Linked DNA regions of Homo sapiens: region 1 is linked to region 2. Evidence: read pairs that join two places in POLR2A ChIA-PET (ENCODE). Cell type or tissue: endothelial cell of umbilical vein. All regions are shown on one strand. Links, peaks and the distances in the headings refer to the core of each region. The heading gives the core; the rest is flanking DNA.

Region 1 (8,561 bases), core at 242-8,241, 280 kb after region 2:
ATCATACTGTAAACTAACCAGATATTCTTTATCCATGAAAACCACATCTTTCAAATCAACAGGCTATACCTATGCTGTCCAATATGGTAGGACACCAGGCAGATGTCTATTTAAATTTCAATTAAGATGAAATAAATTTTAAAATTCAGTGCCTCAGAAGAACTGGACCCATTATGAGTGCTCAAGAGCCAAATGTGGCTGGTAGCTAATCATACTGGACAACACACATTACAGAACATTTCCATCACTGCAGAAAGTTCCGTTGGACAGTAGCATGCTAAACTAAATGGTTTCTAAAATATCCTTCAGCAATAAGTTCAACGGCTTTTAAAACCATTCTTCAACTGTCCCTTCTACCCTATGCAGCTATAACTAGAAGATATAGTGATCAGAGACTTTATTTTATGCCAAAAAAATACATATATGCCAAAAAAGAAATTATATTCAGAAAGAATTTTTTAAAAGATTTATTTCTGCCATTATTTCTCCATAATACATTCATCTGTACTTCTGTATATCACTTTTTAAAAATTTTTCCTTCATAACATTGATATTTACCTTTTAATATAAGCAATTTTAAAAACTTCATTACATAAACAGGTAAACAATAAGTGATACATACCCAGGCATGTTTCCTCCAGGCCCAATGAAAGTCTTGAACATTAAGTTAAAAGACACTGGAGGGGATAGATCATTTCCAGTAATGGGAGATTTTACATTATAGTTCACAAAAAGATCCGCAAGTTCTTGCTGTCCATAGTTATCAAGCTAAAAGACATATAAAGAAATTAGTGTAAAAGACAGAGAAAACAAGGCATAAGATATAAAGTATTATATATAACCCTAGCCATCCACTGCTACAATCACACAAAATTCAGGAACATCACAATTAACCTAACCTTCAGGACACCCACATTAAAACCATAACCAATTTATTCACTTTCCATTTATCAAGAGAGAAAAAAATATCCTTCTGGGACCTAAAACTCATATAGTCACTGTTTCAAAGTGAAAGATAAAGCAAAATACCTCTTATTCAATTATAATAGTTATTGGTTGGCAAGAATCTGAAATTACCTAAATAAGTTTTCAAAGCTGAATTTTACTACTCTGAACATATTTAAGGTGCATTTCTGCATTTCTCTGTATTTTAAAGATCCAGTCAAGCAAATATACTATTAATAGCCACCACCCTCTCCTCAATGGAGTAATTAAATGTGCATTGAACTTTCCTTTCCCATTAGATATTAAGCGCCTAGAAGACAGAAGCTGTATCTTATTCACCTCAGCATTTTCCAGTGTATTGCACATTCTATACATTGATCATCAGTGCCAAATCCTGTAAAATGATGTATGCCCTCCAATTTAAGAATTTCAAGTGACTATGACAAACCATCTAATAGTAAGCAGTATTTAAAACTTAAAAGTTTCCTAACAGAAACAAAATAATTCAGTAAATCAATTAATGGCCATAATAACTGAAGCTTCGAGTTCAGAAAGACCTTGGCGTATCTCCCAACTCTACACCACTTATGGGTTGTGTGACTAAAGATTAAGTTCTTACCTAACCTCTCTAAGAACAGGGGAGAACAGCTTCTACCTTGCTATGCAGGAATATGATGAAGATTAAACAAAACATGTAAAGTATTTAGCACAGGCAGGACCTGGTACATAATAACTACTCAATAAAGAGCAATTATATTTGCTACCCTCATAAATCCAATGGTATTTCCACTCCATAAAAAGGCAACCCACTCACACTAACAACATGTTCCAGATTTGAATGTGCAATTTAAAATATTAAGCCTTCTAGACTCTATTTCTACAGAATTTCTAGGAGGAATCCACAAAATAACATTATACAATTACCCAAGAGGCTGGATCAATGAGGAAACTGTTCCAGTGAACTTCAAGACACGGGTACCATAAATATAAGCTGGTCCTACTAGAGTAGAAAGTTAAAGAGCCTGAGGAACATCTATTTCCCAGGTAATTCAAGAATATATAGTGTTTTCCAATAAAAGGCATAATTTAAAAAGAAATCAGGAGGAAAAAGATTCTGCCAATACAGATAGAAAGCAAAACCCCTGGGAAAGGGAATCTGGCAATATCTAACATTACTATATTTGTATTTATCCTTTGTCCCATTTCTAGGCATCTATCCCAAAGACACAATAGCAAAAACATGAAAAGATATAAGCACAAGATTATTCAATGCAGCATTATCTGTAATGTTAAAGATGGGAAATAACCTAAATGTCCAGCAGTGGACAACTGGTTATGTAAAATATATCCACACAATGCCCAATTATGTAGCTATAAAATGGAAGGAGGCAATCTCTATATACTATGAGGGACCAATCTCTGAAATATTTTGTTATGTGAAGAAAACCACAATGGAGAAAAGTGTGTATGGAATGCAACCATTTATCTAGAAAGGAGGGCATACAAATATCTATATGTCTTTGTTTATATTCTATTTTTTTAAAAAAGGAAGTTGTTTTAAGTTAAAAACTGCTCAGGAAGCAGGGAAGCAGAAGGACGGAAGGTAAAGGGAAGAGAAAGATAGTAGACTAAATATACCTTGTTTTTTAGATTTGCCTTTAGAGGTATAAAAAATGCTTTATATGATTATAAAACAAATTTTAACTTTTTTATTATACTTTAAGTTCTAGTGTACATGTGCACAACATGCAGGTTTGATACATAAGTATACATGTGCCATGTTGGTTTGCTGCACCCATCAACTCGTCATTTACATTAGGTATTTCTCCTAATGCTATCCCTCCCCCAGCCTCCCACCCCCCGACAGGCCCAGGTGTATGATGTTCCCCACCCTGTGTCCATGTGTTCTCATTGTTCAATTCCCACCTATGAGTGAGAACATGCAGTGTTTGGTTTTCTGTCCTTGTCAGAGTTTGCTGAGAATAATTGTTTCCAGCTTCATCCATGTCCCTACAAAGGACATGAACTCATCCTTTTTTATGAATGCATAGTATTCCATGGTATATATGTGCCACATTTTCTTAATCCAGTCTATCATTGATGGACATTTGGGTTGGTTCCAAGTCTTTGCTATTGTGCTATATGATTATAAAACAAATTTTTAAAAAGGAAACCCTGAATACTGAAAATAAAATGAAATATATGGACTAACTGCATATCTAGCTGATGGCATAACCACACAGAGAGAATGACTCCAAGTGACTTTAAATACAGTTATCAGACTGTAAGACTACACAGTGCTGGCATATCCCTAAAGAAAAGAACAATAAAAGTGTTTTTAACTGTTTTCAACATTCATATTGCTGATGGTGGTGTTGGTATTGTCATTCTGAGACTGTTAACGTATACAGTGGGAGATAAGGCACATCAATCATTATGTTTTGTTGCTGAGAACTGCGATTTTTGGTAAGGGTAAAGGAGAGAGATTTAAGATTAATATAGTAAAAACCCTATAAACCTAACTTTAAGTTAACTATTAAGTATCTATATTAACTCATGAAAAGTTTATCTTTTAAAAAATATCAACTTCCTAGCTCAGATCACTGACAAGGTTTATAATTAGTGATCAATACCATCCCCACTAATAAGTACCAAGTACCAGGGCTCCTTGGAGAAATGTCTGATTCCAAGTCTGGGACAGGAAATGTATAAGATGAGATGGCAATATCTTGTCATATTAAAGGAAGTTTTCAGAGACTACAAGGGCTGTGTCAAAAGGACTCAGCAGAGAACTCCTAGTCACCAAAGACTGGACAATTTAACCACCAATAAGATAACTGCAACTGACTGAATATCAAATATTTGAATCTAAAGTTCACAACAGTAGGAGGAAAAAACGAAAAGGCAGGCAGGAACTCGTGCATTTCTGAAGGATGTTAGGGAACCAACTAATGGAAAACAGGTTTAAAAAGACAAGGGGTGGGAGAATGGATGAAGCACTTATTCTCACCTTTCTTTACAAATCGTGTCTCAGTTAAATCAAATAGTTGATAGAAAGTTTTTTCATATAGAAATAGTCTAGCTAAAAAAAAAAAAAAAAAAGAATAACAATGACAAAAATCACCATTTTGAAATCCCCTCATCAGTTAATGCATCTAAACAATGGACATCAATGGCCACAGCCCACAGAAGAGCTAACCAGGTACTATGTAGCTCTGGACAGAAGTCCATAACACCACTTAACCAAATGTCTCGCCAAAAATACCTGGTCAAGCTTCTAAATCTAATAGAGAAAAAGATGAACATGTGTAACCTCACTACAATAACGTAATTAGCCAAATCCAGACAGTAGAAAACAGTAAGGAACAAATGACTCAGCTTCTTGAAAAAAATTTTAATGAAAATGCGGGGAGGGAAAAGGGAATGAAGGAAGGCCATACAGATTGGAAGAGATATAAGAAACATATCAACCTATCACAAAGTATAGACTTTATCTGGATCCCAATTCAAATTTTAAAAACTGGAAACATTTAAGACAGCCTAGAAAACATGAACACTGATCAAATATTTGATGATATTAAATTATTAACATTTCCCAAGGTAAGAGGATTGAAAAGGATTTTTTAAATCCTTTATTTTTAAAGGATTTTTCTCTTTTAGAGATAGATAATGAAAAATTTACAGGTATAATAAAATAATGTTTGAGATCTGCTTCAAAAAAATTCAGGCTGGGCACCATGGCTCACATGTGTAATCCTAGCACTTTGGGAGGCCCAGACAGGAGGATTCTTGAGCTCAGGAGGTCCTGGCTGCAGTGAGCCATGTTCGTGCCCCTCCACTCCAGCCTGGGCTACAGAGTGGGGCTCTGTCCCCACCCTACCACACACAAAGAATTAGGGGAAAGAAGTCAGGAAAGTGAGAGGGGAATAGATACAAAAAAATCTAACAGTGAAGCAGGGTGATAGGTACATAATTGTTTATTATGTTTTTATTTAACATATAAAATTTTGTATGTTTTGAATTTTTCATAAACAAGTTAAAAATGGTTTTTAAAACTGGAACATCCAGAGATGGGCCACAAAAACAGACAGAGAAGAGAAACAAAAGAATTCGTTCTGAGCTGTTAAATCCACATAATAGGAGTAGAGGTCTTCCTACCACAGAAGGTGAATCAGGGCCTTTTAAAGAAACAATGATGCTTCATAAAGCTGAAAAGGAGTCAGACACTAAGGTGCAGAAAACGCTACTCTGTGCTTAAGCAACAGATGGGCTTTCAGCCAGTGAATCCACCAGGGCCATTTCTGAGTGCTACACCATTTCCCATGGGTCCCTTACTTTTCATTGAAGATTATATTGACAGCTGTACATGCATCTGATATGGCAAGTCAAAAAACAAATTGCTCTCCTAGAACACAGATCTGAAATAAGAGAGAAGGCCAATGCTCAAACAATAAATTGACTTGTCAAATCAACTAGTTACTTCCCAACTCTGACAACGTACTTGGAAATGAATAATACTGTTAAGATCAAAAACATATACACAAAACCTCAGTAAATCTAAAATTCTGAATGGAAAATTTTAGGGATACTTAGAGGCATTTTCCATTTTTTCTAATAAAGGGCATGCCTTTGGATAAGAAAATGAGATGAACGTGTGGCTTCAACAGTATCAAAATGTAAGAAATAATTTTCTAAACCATGAGTAATTACTAAAACAATGAGCTTCAAGCAAGGGATAAAATTACACTCCACAAGTATCAAAATAAATCAGCAGATGATTCAACAGCCAAATTAAGAAAGTTTTCAATGTAAATGAAGAAGGAGAAATTATTTTAGCTATGTTGGAAAGTTAACTATCACAGAGAAAAAAAGCATGCTAAAAAAAAAATTAGGACAACAGTGGAAAAGTATCCAGTAATTCCCATGAAAAACAACATATTAGGGAGTTCTATATTCAGGCAGAGAGAGAGAGAGAGATCGGTGTAAAGAAAATAGGTATAATCACAGTATTGGTTTTTTGTTTTTTGCCCAAGGAAGTAAATAAAATTTAAGAGGTGAGCCTCAGTAGACCTCATGACTAAACATGGTGTTGGAGAAATGTACTTTGCCTAAACGGAATAGCCAACAGATGAGGTGAGACACCAGCAACATATATACATGAGCACATGCATCTTCCCAGGGAGACGTGCAGTTTTGATCACATTCTTAGGGTGGTCTGTGACCCAACAAAAGGATAAGAACTACTTCTAATATAGAAAGTATTCCTGCAATTGGTAAAAGGTCAGAATAAATTATCTCTGTGGTCTCTTTTTTGTCTTCTCTAAAATTTGTCAGCTTAAATATTATACAAATTATAAAACTTTAGGCCTATAGGCAAACTGAGAAAAGCAAGGACAGAAAAGTCAGGACCTGCTCATGAGGTTCTAAGAATAATAGCATGAAATCAGGGTCCAAGCAGAGGCAGATCAAGTAGCCAGTGAGAAAGTGCTCATCAAGTTATCTGCCCCGAAGTCTCCACACCAGTGCTGAACACTACCCATCATCAGTCACTCCTGTGGTTTTAGCTATTAAATCCAGAAAAGTAGTTTCCAAGGTCAGACAAATTGAATGCCTATTAACACGGACTTGTTAGTTTGGGCTGAAATAAAGGGTTAGTCACAAAAGAGAGAAGAAAATAAAAATGCAAAAAAAGAGACGCTATACAGGACAGAATTAACCTCTGCTTCATTACAATGTGGCCAGGGTCAGCATAATGGGAAATGCAACAGTCATTAAACACTGAAAGAAGGACAGCGACCACCTAGGTTACTCTGATAACATCTCTAGAGTACTCACCTGGGCCAAAACACTTTCCATTTCTGATTTCTTTTCGACAGAACACTTCTTATCAGACATCAATTTCTGTAAATGAGCTGTAAGAACAGTGTTGACATATATCAATCAATGGGAAAAAGGACAATGCACTTTTCAGTTTCAATGCTAGACAATTAAAAAGTAAATCCAAGCATAAAGTTCTTAATTTACATGAATCCCACAGTTGATTTTACAACAGCAGTCATGGTATTGTCTTGATTCATTTGCTAATTAGAAAAATTATCTGTATATAACTAATTATCTACATATAACTTTTTTAAAAAATAAAGGACTTGATCTATATACTTAAGATCTGTGCACTTTGCTCTTTGAATGTTATGCCTCAATAAAAAATTTAATGAAAGACATCTGAGAGAAAGTTTAAACCTTTTATTTTGATCAATCCTACCTGAAGGAGATGAAGAACCTCACCTTTTAATAGATGGTCAGCACGAAAACATTCTCCATTTTTTACGTCTTTCACCATGAAGTCAGCAAATTTGTCTACATGGCCAGAGGTCCTAAATTAACAAATGCCAACCCAATTTGTCATTCTCATACAAATTACACATAGATATTACCTTATAAGATAATTCCCCATCAATATTTATATCCATCTCAAAGATGGAAGCTCCCATATCTATAGTAATGATGTATCCATGACAGTAATGGATGCCAGAGAAAATTCTTCCTCAAATCTATTTCTCACCCTCTCCCACATTCTTCCTTCCCATAAGAAAGAAGACATTAACTAGACAATAAAAAGACAATTCTTTTCTACAAGTTGTCATAAAGTCTGTACTATTCTTCAGGATCAATTAATCCATGCCTATGCCATTATTATTAGTGATCTAAGCAAAGGCCAAAATCACTGGGAATTTGACTAGTTAAGAATTCATGGCAGCTCAGTATAGACATTGAACCTTAAGGGAAGTGTTTTCTGCCACTGAAACCTGTACTGACATTGGTATTATCTCTACAAAGTTCCTATTGGTGGAACAAGTAGCTAAAATGATAGGTAGTCCTGATCTTATAGAGCCATCATTCAGAATTCCTCCTCTTCATTGGCTGAAATTATTAAGAGAACCTAACGGATGCCAATAGTAAAAATTAGCTCTCCACCAGTCAACCTTAAATGAATAATGACGAGTTACAAAATGGCAAGAATTCCTCTTTCAGGCCGGGCGCAGTGGCTCACGCCTGTAATCCCAGCACTTTGGGAGGCCGAGGCAGGCGGATCACGAGGTCAGGAGATCGAGACCATGGTGAAACCCCGTCTCTACTAAAAATACAAAAAAATTAGCCAGGCACGGTGGCAGGTGCCTGTAGTCCCAGCTGCTCTGGAGGCTGAGGCAAGAGAATGGCGTGAACCCGAGAGGCGGAGCTTGCAGTGAGCAGAGATCGCCCCACTGCACTCCAGCCTGGGGGACAGAGCGAGACTCCATCTCAAAAAATAAATAAATAAATAAAAGAATTCCTTTCAGTTTCACATTCTGAAATTCTGCCCTACTTTGGGAGGCCGAGGCGGGCGGATCACGAGGTCAGGAGATCGAGACCACCCTGGCTAACATGGTGAAACCCCGTCTGTACTAAAAATACAAAAAAAAAATTAGCCAGACGTGGTGGTGGGTGCCTGTAGTCCCAGCTACTTGGGAGGCTGAGGCAGGAGAATGGCGTGAACCTGGGAGGCAGAGCTTGCAGTGAGCCGAGATCAAGCCACTGCATTCCAGCTTGGGCGACAGAGCAAGACTCCATCTCACACA
Region 2 (8,490 bases), core at 491-8,490:
AGGCACCTGTGCAGTCCTAGATATGGCTGAGTGCGAAACAATGGGGACAGAGGGTGGGGAGGGGCCGGGAAGCTGGCAGGAACTTGTAAGGGTTCTGGGCTTTACTGAGAGCCACAGAAAGGTAGTGAATGGCTGTGAGCACTGCAGTAACACGACAGTTTTTTGTTTTGTTTTGTTTTTTAACCTGAAGAAGCACGGAGTATAACTAAATTGTGGTCCAGGGTTAGAGACAACTGAATAACAGTTCAGTTGCAAAACGAAAAGTTACTGTAGGTGAGACCATGACATTTCCTAGCACTTGATTTTAACACATGGTGCTAATTTTCTAAAAACACTCAGAAGAATCAAATTTATAGCAGATGGAGTGTTTACGTAAAATCTGGCACTAGGTATATTATACATATACAGATATCCTAAGACTATATATGAACTAGGAAACAGATGTTGAATATCTCACAGCAGTTCTACAGTGCAGAGTTTGAGGCTGGAATTCATAAATGCTTTTCAAAGTATGAGGTTTGGGCAGGGAACAGACATCTTGTTTTCAAAACCTGAAGATTTTCTTCAATTCTGAAGAAAATCTAACTGCCATGGAGGAAGAAAAAGGGGAAGCTTTTCTCACTTCAACTGAATTGTACATCTACATCCAGAAAGTCGAGGATTCCTGACATTGGAACTGCGATGAGAAGGGTGGGAACAGGTTCTCCCAAAGTAACACAGTTGCATTTTCCAACAGAAGGCTTGGAACCACCAAGAGGTTTCAGTCAATGGTTCATCCTCAACCCACTGTTCCCCATGTTTATGACATAGCCTAAACTTCCACTGAATCTCTTTCTTTCTTTCCTAGGCTTCGGCTCTTTGTCTTTCTTCAAGTCAGTGCTTTCCTTCAATTGCTGCATCAAAGTCTCTAATTTTTAGGTTGAAAGTGTCCCTTCCAAAGGCAGCAAGGTTCATATTCACTCCGTTCTTCCAACTCACTTCCCTCTTGGTATCTGTAAAGACTAAATTTTCCCCTTGCATATTTTGAATACTTTACACCATTCCATTTCCCTTTGAATGAGCAGAAAGATTTCTTGTCATTTGGAGAAAAAAATCTTAATGGCAATTTTGTGCTTCTTGCTCCTATAGAAAGGTTTGGTGTGGAAGTTATTTGCATGCAGCCCATTTGGGAACAATTAATATTGCATTCTCCTCCTAGCTCTGCCCAGGGCACTGTGAGGATAGATCGTGCATACCATCGGGGAATGTAAGGATGTCACGTTCATCCTAGTCTAGACACAAGACGCAGTCCTGCCCTACGTTGTGCTCCCTAGTCAACAACCCAAGAAATTTTGATTTGTCCAAATAGGAACGCTGAATTGTACCTTCTTGTTAAAACACTCGGCATAAAAGGTTGAAACAGGTGGATGCTGGAAAACACGCTCAGCCAGGAATGTTACACTGTTTGGGGCAACTGTGTCCAAAACTTTCTCTGCGTCCTCCTCCGTGTCATTTGGTGATGTTCAGTGATGCTGAAAGATCTCACCCAAAATCAGGTTGTATGGCCTTTTGGCAATCAATCCTTTTCTGCCTGCATGAAAGGCTGAGAGGTACCCTTTTATCACCTGAACCATTTGGTTCCTGGGATCCTTCTGGTCATAAATGCTTAGAAACAGATCTGGATGTGCAAAAATATCTGCATACATTTTTAAAAGATATTTCAAGAATAAATACTGAAAGAACTACCTTGGTGAGATCCATTCCCAGTCTAACCTGTGACAAGAGGTATATGATAACACTTTCATGTTCATCCACAACCCCACCTCCCCTTCATCAATCGTTTTGAAGTGAAAATGCCAGCATCATCACTTACTCCATTGGATGTGGAAGAATTAAGTGCTTCTATGCTATCCAAGTGCTTCAGACTATTTACTGGGCTTCTGTGTGTCAAGCAGATCCAGAGGAGTCTATTGGGTTTTGGGGTTGAGCCACTTTGATGGAATTTATCCATATCAGAGCGTTCATCTTCACTGCTCAAATAAGAGACACTGGTGCCGTATTTGGAGACAAACTGGCTTGGCTTGGTGAAGTCAGACTTCTCCTCGGCAGTGAGTGCCCATTGCTGATACTATTTGGGGGTGGAGTCTGATGATGTCCTATACTGGCTAATATAGGTCCAACCAGCAGGAAAATGGCCACTGCTCTGGCTTATACAACTGAGCAGGTTCTGGAGGTAAGCAGGCTGGGAAGGCATTGTGCTGACCCCAGCTCCTGGGTACTGAGTTCATCTATTACATCTGCTGGGTTAAAAGCACCTTAGCAATCTGCAGCAACACGATGAGCATTTGAGATTTTCAATTTTCTTGTTCTGTTCATCATCTTTGCAGTTTGGAGTGTGTCATTAAAAAGCTTTTATTGTTCTATTAAGATTTGTGGGCAAGCATTGAAATCTTGGACACTAAGGAACACATCCTGAATCCAGACTCCCAGAGGGTGGCAGAAGGGAGGCAGGAAGGAGAGCAACATGCCTGCTCTCAGCCTGGTCCCCAGGCCCCTTCACCCCGCCCCTCTCTATCTTTTCAAGCCTTTACCCTCCCCACTCAGAAAGACTGAAGTACCTCGTATGAGCTCCCAAGTTACAAATTCCTTGAATCCTGGCAAGCTGCTTCAGTGCAGGGGTGAGTCACACTCATCTACCACTAGACAACATCTGTGTCACCACAGTGGCTGAGTCTTACTATCAGGCTGTTGAGTTTGAGCTTGGTTTTGAGGCTTTCTACAGACATAACCAACCCGCTCCATCCAGCCAACAGGGGCAAATGCAGGGAGAGTACTGGAAACACCAGAGGGAAGCAGTTTGCAATTACAATAGAAAATCAAAGCAGAGACATTTTAAAAATTGAAAGGGCTGAGCCATGACGCATGTTGTGCTAGTGTAGGGGACGAATCGAATCGTTCCCCGATTGGAATGGTTCTGAAAGCTTGTGAGTCGATTACAAGGACAAGTAAGAAGGGCTCTGCATATGCAACCAACAACTGCGGACAGGCACAGAAAGGGGAGGGATGAAATGGAAACACCTCTGAGGAGCAGAAGAGACACAATCAAAGTTCCAGACTCATTCATCAGTGCTAATGCAGGAGGCGGCTGACAGCCAGCCAGTTTATAGCCGGGTCTCTCATCCTCGGTACCTAAGGCATTTTGGCTGGGTAATTCTTTGTTGTGGAGACCGTGGTGTGCATTATGAAATGTTTAGCATCCTCTCCCAGGGCTGTGACAACTAAAAATGTCCTCAGACATTGGCAAATAACCCCAGGGGCACACAATTGTCCCGTTGAGACCACTCGCTCCGTAAAAACACCATGGTCCCTGGTGCTCAAGTCAACTTAAAATCACAGAGAAAGGCACTTCATGGTGGAAAATAAGGCCCTGTCCCCCCAGAGGCATCACTGCAACAGAGGGGTGGTTACCTGCCTTAACTGCTTTTCAACGTTGATGGACCCAGTGTTTTTCATGGGGAAAAAGGTGCCTGATAGAGCCTGTGTCAGCCAGGACAAGACAGCAGGCCTGAGTTCAAAGCTCCTGACTGGTAGAAAAGCATCCAGGGACGCCTCTTGTATGCTTTAAATCTCCAGACAAATAGGCCTGTGTGAAAGTTTCCGTTCCCGTGCTCCAGCCATTCGGAATGAGGAGCAGCTCTAGGATGAGCCACGTGGGTATCCCTCACCCCTGGGCCTTAACCCCTGCTGGGCCCTGCCCAGTCCGCCATCCTGCAGGATCAGATCCAGATTCCTCTTTGCAGAAGTGTTCTCTGACTGCCACCCGCGGGTCCCCGTCAGCACCCAGGCCAGGCTCCAAGGCAAAGCTGGTTTAACCAGTGCCTGCAGCCTGGGCTCCAGGTGGAGGTGGCAGGTGGGGGTGCTGCTGCATGAACACGACCCCCACCAGGCCAGCTGTTCCTCCTGGACGCCTGCTTAGGGAGTGGCCCCGCCCTCCCAGGCACTCAGCAGGGAAACCATGGTCCTCGCTGGCTCACGCTTCAAAGCCCTGCCTTGCACTCTCCTCTCTGCCTGCTCCTGAGCCCTGGCCCAACTTGCCACCACCTGATTCCTCCTCCTCCCCAACGCATGCCCAGAGGCCATTGTGGCTCACAGGAAAGGCAGTGCTTCCACAGCTCTTCTCTCAACCTCACAGCAGCTCAGGAGAGGGATCCTTAGACCCCAGGGACAGATGGGGAAACTAAGGCTGGGAGCAGAACCAGACCTTCTGGAGCTCACACAGCTTGATGACTGCAGAGCCAGCACAGGGCAGGTGTGTGTGGGGGGCAGGGCATCAGAAGAGGGCTGGCATGGACAGTGGGGAGTGACAGCGCCCAGAGAATGCTCCTCCGATGGGTGGGAGGCACTGTGGACAGGGAGCCTGGGCAAAATGGTCAGCATGGAAGCTGAACGGGAGGTTCCGCAGGGAGTGGGGGTAGCTGAGGGAGGCGGGGGCTCTGCCTCTGCCCCTCGAAGGCATCATACCCAGCTGGAATTACATTTTCAATTTCTTGTCTGCACCTCCGAACAGAAACATCTGTGCCCCAGCCCCAGGCTCCGGTTATGAGTTCTTTCCTCTTTTCTCTGGACTGTTGACAACCGTTTCATTTTTCTCACTCTAGCCAGGCTGGAAGCATGAGAGAGGTCACTGTGTGTGTCTCGTTTGGAAATGACCATAATAAATTAGCCTGTTTTTTTGCTGAGATGGTTACAGTATAACAGTGGGAGGGGGCAGGGGACAGATCCCACATTCCTGACACAAGCAAAGGTAACAGGAGACTCTCTCAGGCCGAGGTTTGCGTCACAGCAAAGCGCAGAGACACATGGGGTCTGGGATGGTTTGAATTAGGATGCTCTTCTCTGAAGGCGAAACCAGCAGTCTGGGCTTGTGCAATGTCACCGAGGCAACAAAGCCAGGTGGTGGGAAGTCACTGCCCACTAAGTGACCTTCCAATGGGCTGGGACAGCAAAAGCGTAAGCCACAGTCCTTGGAGCTTGTGACTCAAAGTGTGGCTGGGACACGGACCTCCATTCTGGAGGCCCCCATCTCCCTGTCTGTAAAAGAAGAGGTGATAACAGGGGGTGCCCAAAGGCCTTTCTGTAGAGCCAAGCAAGCTGCCAGACAGCCAGCTGTGTGGCTTGGGGGTTCTTGCAGGGCAACAGAGCTGGGTTTAAGGGTGGGTGGTGCATCTTTCCCTGGACTGGTAACAGGGTTGATTCCAAACTTGACTTTTGGCTGATGGCAAACTCTCTGAGAGCAGGAGCCAAGTCTTACTCAGCTGTTTCTTCCATGGTGTCCAGCCCAGGGGTTCTATGAGGGTTGACCTGATGTGGGGGAATTCTACCTGCCCACCAGACTGGCCTACCCTGCAGCCCCACCTACCGAGCAAGATGGACAAGATGCTGTGGGCACACAGCTGCATCTTATCAGGAGCTTGGGCTCTCACTGCAGCCTTTGAAATGACCTGAGCTCATGCCACGATGTCACGTGTATCCCCTTCCTGACACGGTGGGGCCTTCCTACAGACAGCAGGACTTACCCCTAAGCCTGCTGTTTCCCACTGCAGTGGTATGTCACCTGGTGGGTATGGGGGCAGTGTTCCCACTCACCACTCACCCACTCAGCTTTTCTAGGAACAACTGCCAAGGTGGACCCACCATGATGGGGGATTGATGGGGGAAGTGGAACAGGCAGGCAGCTGGTGTCAGCAAAGTTCTCGCAGACATGGAACACAGACCTGGGGATGAGGGGATAGCTAATGGAGCCAGGAAGAAGGTTCCCCTGGCCCAGTGCCTATGGCGGGCCAGAGAATCAATGCCTCACTTGATACCCAACTCTCACAAGGCAGCAGGGTTGGGGGGGGGGTGGGCACTGCCCTTACCTGGTTCTCAAAGTGTGGTCCTGGGACCAGCAGCATCAGCATCACTGGAGGACTCCTTAAAAATGCAAATTATTGGGCCCTACCCTGGACCTACTGAATAAAAAGCTCAGAAACCCTTGGTGTGGGGCACGGCGCTTTGTGTTTTTTGGTTTTGGGTTTTTTGTTTGTTTGTTTTTTTGAGACGGAGTTTCCCTCTTGTTGCCCAGGCTGGCGTGCAATGGCATGATCTCAGCTCACTGCAATCTTCGCCTCCCAGGTTCAAGCGATTCTCCTGCCTCAGCCTCCCAAGTAGCTGAGATTATAGGCGTGTGCCACCATGCCCGGCTAATTTTTAATAGAGATGGGGTGTCTCCATGTTGGTTAGGCTGGTCTCAAACTCCCGACCTCAGGTGATCTGCCCGTCTCGGCCTTCCAAAGTGCTGGGATTATAGGTGGTGATCTGTGTTTTAACATATTCTCCAGGTGACTCTGATGCCCCTGAAGCTTGAAGGCCACTGCTCTGGAGCAAACTTTCCCCAAGCATGAGCCACAAATGCATATGGGCTCCTCTTAGCCCCTGTGTGCTACACAAATAGAATTATTTTCCATGCATGACTGCTCAAGGAGATGGTGGGGCTCAGCCTTGTCCAAGCTCACACAACACTAAGCAGATGTGAGGGCAGAGAAGGGCAGGGCCCTGGCCCAAATCATGCAGCCTCTCTGCTTCCCACATAACCTCACTGTCACCTGCTTGCAAGTGAACAAGGGGCAGGGGAAGGAAGTTTTGGGAGATGAAGGCAGCCAATAGAAGAGGAAGAGGAGGTTCAGGCCCGTGTCCACACACTAAGACTCTCACTCTGCATGGACTAAGCTCCATGCAGACCAAGGCCCCAGGTCGATCTCAAACAATTGTCAATTAGAGCTGAGCCCAAGAAGTCCAATCCTGGGCCCACGCTGGGAGGTGCTTGGTGAGTCATGCAGTGGAATAATTTCTGGAGAAAAAGGAGTTACTCCAGAAGAGGCAGTGGAGAGGTTTCAGGTGGTGGGCCACCCCCTGGGAGGGGTAGAGAGACACAGAGTCAGACGGAGGCCTTCAGAGAGGGTCCCAGGAGTCCAGAGGCAAGCTGCGGCTGTGTCCAGGGTGTTGGAGCCCTGCTCAACAGGCCCACCTGCAGGAAGGATGCCCTGTGGCCTCCCACGCTGTCCTGTACAGATGCCAAGGCTAGTGTCACCTCCTGTCCCCACTGCTGCCTTTCTCTCATCATTTTGAATGAGTGGCCCTTTGTACATGAAAGGAAAGCGACCTGCAGGTGCCCTTAATCCTCCCGACGAAAGAAGCACCAGCACATGACCCTGCAAGAATGCTTCATCCCTGGCTCAGGGGGCGGGCAGGTGGATGGACGAACGGATGGACGGACGGACGGACAAAGCATGTCGAGGATGTCTCGGCGCTCCTCCCATTTCCCCTTCCTGGTGTTTCCACCATGTGAACATTTCTCTTTCTCTGCAGCTCCTCTCAAGGGCTCGCTTTCCTGTGGTGGGCATCAACCCTAAGCTTGCTGTGCCCCCTGGATCTCAGGCAGTAAGCATTGCAGGGCCTCACCATTTTGCATCCCCCGTCACAACCCCAACCATTTCACAGGCAGAGAAATGGAGATTCTCTGAGATCACACCAAATCAGGAGTGGCTGAGGTCATCATCGTGAGCACAAACACCATGGAGCACTTAGTAACGTCCCAGACACTCTTCACAAGGTCCAGTGAGAAAGGTATGCATCACCCCCATTTTACAGATGACAAAGTGGGGTGCAGGAAGGTGAGGTCCAGTGGCTCACACCAAGAAGCAGCAACACCAGGGCTGGAACCCAGGCGACTTCTCTCCAGAGCCCACACTCATAAAGGTTACCAGTTCCACTGCTCCCCCAGAAGGGACCAGGATCCAGGCCTCTCCCTCCCGGGCTGCTCCTCTCATGCACGCTGAGGCCTCTGGGTCATGCCCCAAGGGCTTTGTGAAGGGCCTGCCGGGGCAAGGGGAGCACTTCTGACAGCTACCGCACCACCAGCCCAGGGGCCCACTCAGAGAACACAGCAAGGAGGTGAGCCCCAACTCACCCCAGTTACTGAACATTCCCCTCCCCTGGCCTGAGCCTCAGCCTCCCCTTAAATACAGAGGGGCTGGGTCAGAGGAGTTGAAGCTCCCACCTGCCTCTGAGGCCAGAGGCACACTGCTCAGTGTTCAGAGTGGCGGAGCTGCTCCTCCGGCTCCTCCGCAAGCAGAGGGTGTCGCTCCAGGCAGCACCTCCTGCCACCCCCAGGCTGGGCCAGGCCTCCCAGCTTCCTATCCTGCTCAAGCCTCCCCCACCCTCAGGTAAGCACCCCTGTCCTGCCTCCTTCGGGCCTAACGGTACTTGCCACATCTGGCTGCTGCTGCCTTGAGGGAGGAGGGGCTTCAAGAGGTGCCCATTTAGCCCCCACCCCCAACCATGAAGGCAGTCTCAGAAGCTGTCTAAAGACGCATCACCACTGCAGACCACACACTCCTGAACCTGGGCCCCAGTGACCACGAGTGGAGAAACCTGTGTCTTTCCAATCACCACACCTCTTTGAATCAGGGT

The links. Peaks named below come from ENCODE experiments on the same cell type or tissue, not always from the same donor. Only the 100,000 strongest peaks of a DNase experiment are listed, where the experiment ranks them.
Region 1: POLR2A ChIA-PET joins it to region 2 with 11 read pairs; 2 of 35 experiments call an interaction of 5 or more read pairs at or near these places.

Annotation. Positions count from the first base shown.
Region 1 is chr7:30,601,792-30,610,352 of GRCh38, reverse strand. GARS1 (glycyl-tRNA synthetase 1) reads right to left here. Exons shown (of 17, transcript NM_002047.4): 5 at 7,231-7,319; 6 at 6,781-6,857; 7 at 623-768. Among named protein-coding and RNA genes, the nearest start is that of GARS1, 11 kb to the right of the region's middle. In endothelial cell of umbilical vein, for the core only: no CTCF peak of the experiment used is centred there; no DNase peak of the experiment used is centred there.
Region 2 is chr7:30,883,098-30,891,587 of GRCh38, reverse strand. The region is part of intron 17 of MINDY4 (MINDY lysine 48 deubiquitinase 4); the gene reads right to left. The region is part of intron 19 of INMT-MINDY4 (INMT-MINDY4 readthrough (NMD candidate)); the gene reads right to left. It also overlaps the pseudogene OSBPL9P6. Among named protein-coding and RNA genes, the nearest start is that of AQP1, 25 kb to the left of the region's middle. RefSeq lists an enhancer at 6,643-7,544. In endothelial cell of umbilical vein, for the core only: no CTCF peak of the experiment used is centred there; DNase peaks (open chromatin) are centred at 2,657 and 4,627; H3K27me3 peaks cover 2,068 bases.